Regions from separate parts of the Homo sapiens genome. Here region 1 is linked to region 2. Evidence: read pairs that join two places in POLR2A ChIA-PET (ENCODE). Cell type or tissue: A673. All regions are shown on one strand. Each heading gives the region's core, and the rest is flanking DNA. Links, peaks and the distances in the headings are about the cores only. Region 1 overlaps KDM4B (lysine demethylase 4B). Region 2 has its middle 6.3 kb from the start of PTPRS.

Region 1 (2,907 bases), core at 133-2,632, 250 kb before region 2:
TTCCGCCCTGGTTCCTGGATCAGGGGGCTGGGAGTTGGCGCTGCAGCTGACGAGAGCATTCATGATCCCCGTGGTCAGATGCTATTTGGGTTGATGATTTTATCGGACCACATATAATCATTTTCTCATTAGGCCGGTGGCTGTGTCTTCTCTCTGCCACTCTACTGTTTTACATGAGCAGACTCTAGTATCTGTTCAGGCTTTTAAAAAAGAGATGGCCTCTGGTGAAAGCTCAGTGCTGTTTAAATCAGGAAAGGTGGCAGATGAGCCCCCTGGGCTCCAAGGCAGCAGTGGTAGCCCACTGTGTCTGCAGGTGGCCAGGGTCCTGTGATGATGCTGCCAGCCAGGCTGCTGCACACTGAGAGCTGGGGGCCCACGAGCCTCGGTGCTGGACGCCCCCACAGTGTGGATCAGATCGCAAGGGGCTGGCCAGGGCAGGGCAGAGCCTGCTAGGAGGAGGGAGAGGGCTGGGAGCAGCCAGGGTGGACCCCTCAACCTGGATCAGATCACAAGGGGCTGGCCAGGGCAGGGCAGAGCCTGCTAGGAGGAGGGAGAGGGCCCGGAGCAGCCAGGTCGGACTCCTCAACCTGGGGACCCTCCCCCAGCAGCTGCAGGCTTGAGTGTGTGCAGCACTTATGTGCGAGCATGTCGTTTGTGTGTGTGTTTCCCTGGGAATCAGACCCTGGCAGGGGCCCCCAGTCTATAGAGTGGGTGCTATGGACCCCAGCCGCTGTGAGGCAGAGTGTGCGCCCCACCAAGGGGCAGGCTGCCGAAAAGTCAGCTTCACAGGGAGCTTGTTTTAGGAGGAGGTCCTTGTGTTATGGAAATGTAGGCCACAGACTGAGGCGCACACAGGGCCGGTGTACAGTGTGGGGAATCTTTTTTTTTTTTTTTTTGAGGTGGAGTTTTGCACTGTCACCCAGGCTGGAGTGCAGTGGTGTGATCTCGGCTCACTGCAACCTCTGCCTCCCGGGCTCAAGCGAGTCTCCTGCCTCAGCCTCCCTGAGTAGCTGGGACTACAGGTGCGCCACCACACCTGGCTAATTTTTGTATTTTTAGTAGAGGTGGGGTTTCTCCATGTTGGCCAGGCTGGTCTGGAACTCCTGACCTCAAGTGATCCACCCGCCTTGGCCTCCCAGAGTACTGGGATTACAAGCGTGAGCCACCGCGCCTGGCCATGGCGTGGGGAATATTCACAACCCTACCCCATCCGGACTCCTGGCAGCATGGAGTGGTGTCACCTTGGATGGGGAGCACGGTCCCAGGTCTCCACGGGCTTGGGCAACCCCTGGGGTTCCTGCTGACCTCAGTGCCCCTGCCCAGACCCCAGTTTCTCACTTCCGTGCGATGTGGCATTTCTACACTGGAGTCGCTGGTGACATCAGTGGCGCCTGTTGCCGCGGTGCCCCCGGCGGTGTCGGTGGTGCGTGTTGCCATGGCGCCTGCCTGGTGGAGGAAGTGTCCCGCGGTGCCCCCGGCGGTGTCGGTGGCGCGTGTTGCCATGGCGCCTGCCTGGTGGAGGAAGTGTCCCGCGGTGCCCCCGGCGGTGTCGGTGGCGCGTGTTGCCGTGGCGCCTGCCTGGTGGAGGAGGTGTCCCGCGGTGCCCCCGGCGGTGTCGGTGGTGCGTGTTGCCGTGGCGCCTGCCTGGTGGAGGAAGTGTCCCTCCGTTTCTGGATTTGCCTTAATAGCTCAGAGAAGGCTGAGGGAAACCTGTGAGTGATTGTAAACATCCCATGCTAGGGAAGGGCTTGTGAGGCCACACAGGGTGGCTTCCACCAGAATCGACACTTTAAAGAGCACGGGCTGGCAGCATGTGTGGTGTGGAGTCAGCAGGGCGGGGAGAAAAGAACAAGGCACGTGCCCCATGGCCATCGGGTGATGGGGATGGTGCCTGTTCACGAAGAAGAGTCACCAAGGGAAGGAGGTGAATGGTAACCAAAGCCACCAAGATGTCAATCTCACCGTACACAGGATTCTTAAATATGTAGTAAAAGGCTGTAAAGCCCCACGTGGCGCATCAGTCGGCCATCCAGGCTTCGTGGTTTTGTTTTTTGTTTTGTTTCTTGAGACAGTCTCCAAAAACTCCAGATTGGAGTGCAGTGGTGCGATCATAGCTCACTGCAGCCTTGACCTCCTGAGATCAAGCAATCCTCCTACCTCAGCCTCCCGGGTAGCTGGGACTACAGGTATTGCACCACCATGCCCAGCTAATTTTTTGTAGTTTTTGTAGAGTTGGGGTCTCACTATGTTGTCCAGGCTGGCCTTGAACTCCTGAGCTCAAGGGATCCTCCTGCCTTGGCCTCCCAAAGCACTGAGATGACAGGCGTGAGCCGCCGCGCCTGGCCTGTGCAGGCCTTGGTGGAGCTGCTCCTTCGGTCCTGATGGGGAGCATTTCCCAAATGTGCCCCATGGAAAAGGCAAGGCGCAGAGCAGGGACCGTAGGATGTCATTGACATGAAAAGCAGAGGACCGCTGCCCTGTGTGTCGGGAGGCTGGGGCCTCAGGGCAGAGAGCGCGTTGGCCACCTTCCCTTTTGTTCTTCTGGAGCTGGGTACTGGGTGCAGTGTTGGCTGTTCCAGAAAGTCTATGAGTTCTGTCTCCGTTTTGGCTTGGAGTTCTCCTGTGGGAGGTGCCCAGCAAGGATGATTCCCCTCGGCCACCAGTGAGATGGGAACCCTCCTCCTCCTCAGCTCAGCAGAGCCGTCGTGGACCTGGGGCCCCCAGCTTCTTTGGATCTCAGGCATGGGGGGCGCAAATGTCAGTCGGGAGCTGTCAAGCTCTGTGGAAGGTTTCTGCATGTTTGCCCGAGCCCCACCAGGAGGGGCTTCAAAAGTGCTTGTCCAAGTGCAGAGCAAGGCAGGGCACAGAGGCAGAGGCAGACACAGCCCCCAGCTGGGCCAGGGCTGG
Region 2 (2,907 bases), core at 271-2,770:
CAAGACAGGGCCTCACTCTGTTACCCAGGCTGGAGTGCAATGGCACAATCACAGCTCACTGCAGTCTCAACCTCTTGGGGCTCAAGTGATCCTCCCAGCTCAGCTACCCAGGTAGCTGGGACGAAAGGCACAGACCACTACACCTGGCTAATTTTTAAATTTTTTGTAGAGACAGGCTCTCCCTGTGTTACCCAGCCTGGTCTCGAACTCCTGGGCTTAAATGACCCTCCCACCTCCCCCTCCCAAAGTGCTGGGATTATAGGTGTGAGCCACTGTGTGCAGCCAAGCCAAGAACAGAACATTCTAGTCTGATGCTGTTGCAGCCTCTGGACAGCTCCAGGAAATTGACACGTGTTACAAAGGTGTTAAAGACGCAATAGCACCAAGCTAAGCCTTCCTGCAGGCCAAGGCTTGAAGAGAACAAAGGAGAGAATGTTGTCCCCAGGGGCATGCCTCAACCCTCCAAGTTCCACACTGTGAAAAACACTCAGACTGGGAGGTAGGACATGGTGGGTTCTGGGTCTCTTTCCTGTCTGCTGATCGTGGTGAGCTGGCACGCACACTGAGGGTGTGAGTCATTGTTGGGTGAAAAGTTCAGTCAATGAACATTCGCTGCTTCTTCAGGAGCGTTGTGGGGGAGGGGGCTCTTCCCACTCTCCCACCCTCCTCTTCCTTTTCTGCCAGACCAACCTCTGCCTAGGAGCCTCCCAGAACCTGGTAATTAGCTCCATTGTGGTTTTGTTGAGATAACTCCAGGGGAACCATCAGCCGCCCATCACTGTGTACAAACAGGACCCTTCATACCAAGTTCAGGATTGTCTGCAAAGAACTCAGCCTTAAATTCCTGCCAGACAGGTCCAAAACATCTCCCCTAAACTTTCCCTGTGCCAGAGATTCCACTATCGTTGCACGTTACTTCAAATTAAATGTTGTTCTCTCTGCTCCTCTCTCTGTCTCTTTCTCCTCACAAATTCGCTTCAAACGCCAAAGGGAAGAGGAGCAGATAGGAACATCCTATTTGCTGCACACCTGCTCTGTGCTGGGCTCCATGTGGGGTTCACTTGGGGGTCCCCTGATTTAGCTGATTTGGTAAGCGTTGGAGGATTTGGGGAGGCATGGGTTAGGAAAACACTCAACAACTAGGCACAGAATGAAGCTTTCTCAACCTAGTAAAAGGCATCTACAGTCAGTATCATACTTTATGGTGAAAGACTGGATGTTTTCCCCGTAAGATTAGGAACAAGATGAGAATGCTCCCTCCCACCACTTCTATTCAACATTGTACTGAAGCCTATAACCAGGCAACTAGGTGAGAAAATAACATAAAAGGCATTCATATTGGAAAGGAAGAAATTAAACTATCTCTATTTGCACATGACATCATTTTGCATGTAGAAAATCCTAAGGGATCCACTAAAGACCTATAAAACTAGTAAATGAATTCATCAAGGCGGCAAGATATGAAATCAATACACAAAAATCCATTGTATTTCCTATGCAGTGGCAATGAACAAACGAAATGAAATTAAGAAACCAATTCCATTTACAATTGATGAAAAAGAATAAAATACTTAGGAATATATTTCCAAAAGAAGTGCAAAGCTTATACTATAAAAAATAACAAAAGGTTGAAAGATTAAATTAAAGAAGACTTAACTAAATGGAAAGACATCCCATGCTCATGGATTGGAAGAATAATATTGTTAAGATGTCTATACTCCCCAAATTGATCTAAAGATTAAACCCAATCCCTATCAAAATTTCAGTTAGCTTCTTTGCAGAAATTGGCAAGCTGATCCTAAAATTCATGTGAAAATGTTCGAGGAACTTAGAACAGCCAAAACAATCTTGAAAAAGAACAAAGTTGGAGGACTCAGACTTCCCAATTTCAAAACTTATTACAACCTACTGTAACCAGGACAATGATGTACTGGCATAAGAATAGACATTCAGATCAATGGGGTAGAATTGAAAGTGCAGAAAAAACCCTCATATCTATGGTCAATTGATTTCCATCAAGTTGTCAATTCAGTGGGGAAAGAATAGTCTTTTCAACAAGTGGGGCCAGGACAATTCCATATTCACATGCTAAAGAATGAAGTTGAATCCCCACCTCACACCATATACAAAAATCAACTCAACATGGATGATAGACCTAAATGGAAGAGCTTAAACTATAAAACTCTTAGGAAAAAATGCAGAGGAATAAATCTTAATGATCTTGAATTAGGCAATGGATTCTTTTGAGGTTCCTTTCCAGGTGATTAAAATATTCTAAAATTAAAATGTTAAAAATGTTCTAAAATAAAATAAAAATGTTTAAAAATGTTCTAAAATGTGGATGATTGGTGATGATGATGTCCCTTATACAAAGGGGAAATTTGGACACAGAGACAGACCCATATAGAGGGGAGATGATGTGAAGAAGAGACACAGGGAGAAGGCGGCCGTCTGCAAGCCAAGGAGCGAGACCTCGGAAGTAACACATCCTGGCTGGGTGTGGTGGCTCATGCCTGTAATCCCAGCCCTTTGGGAGACCGAGGCGGGTGGATCACCTGAGGTAAGGAGTTTGAAACCAGCTTGGCCAACATGGAGAAACCCCATCTCTACTAAAAAAAAATACAAAAAATTAGCCAGGTGTGGGTAGTGGCAGGCACCTGTAATCCCAGCTACTCAGGAGGCTGAGGCAGGAGAATCGCTTGATCCTGGGAGGCGGAGGTCGCAGTGAGCGGAGATCATGTTATTGCACTCCAGCCTGGGCAGCAACAGTGAAACTCCATCTCCAAAAAAAAATTGTTTTTGCCATGTTGGCCAGGCTGGTCTTGAACTTCTGACCTCAGGTGATCCACCCACCTGGGCCTCTCAAAGTGCTGGGATTATAGGCATGAGCCACCACGCCTGCCCAGG

What was found. Peaks named below come from ENCODE experiments on the same cell type or tissue, not always from the same donor. Only the 100,000 strongest peaks of a DNase experiment are listed, where the experiment ranks them.
Region 1: POLR2A ChIA-PET joins it to region 2 with 14 read pairs; 4 of 35 experiments call an interaction of 5 or more read pairs at or near these places.

The regions. Positions count from the first base shown.
Region 1 is chr19:5,095,208-5,098,114 of GRCh38, forward strand. The region is part of intron 9 of KDM4B (lysine demethylase 4B); the gene reads left to right. Among named protein-coding and RNA genes, the nearest start is that of PTPRS-AS1, 81 kb to the right of the region's middle. RefSeq lists enhancers at 531-1,031, 1,042-1,542, 1,543-2,043. In A673, for the core only: a CTCF peak has its summit at 704; DNase peaks (open chromatin) are centred at 794 and 1,574; H3K27ac peaks cover 2,500 bases.
Region 2 is chr19:5,345,670-5,348,576 of GRCh38, forward strand. No RefSeq gene overlaps it. Among named protein-coding and RNA genes, the nearest start is that of PTPRS, 6.3 kb to the left of the region's middle. In A673, for the core only: no CTCF peak of the experiment used is centred there; no DNase peak of the experiment used is centred there.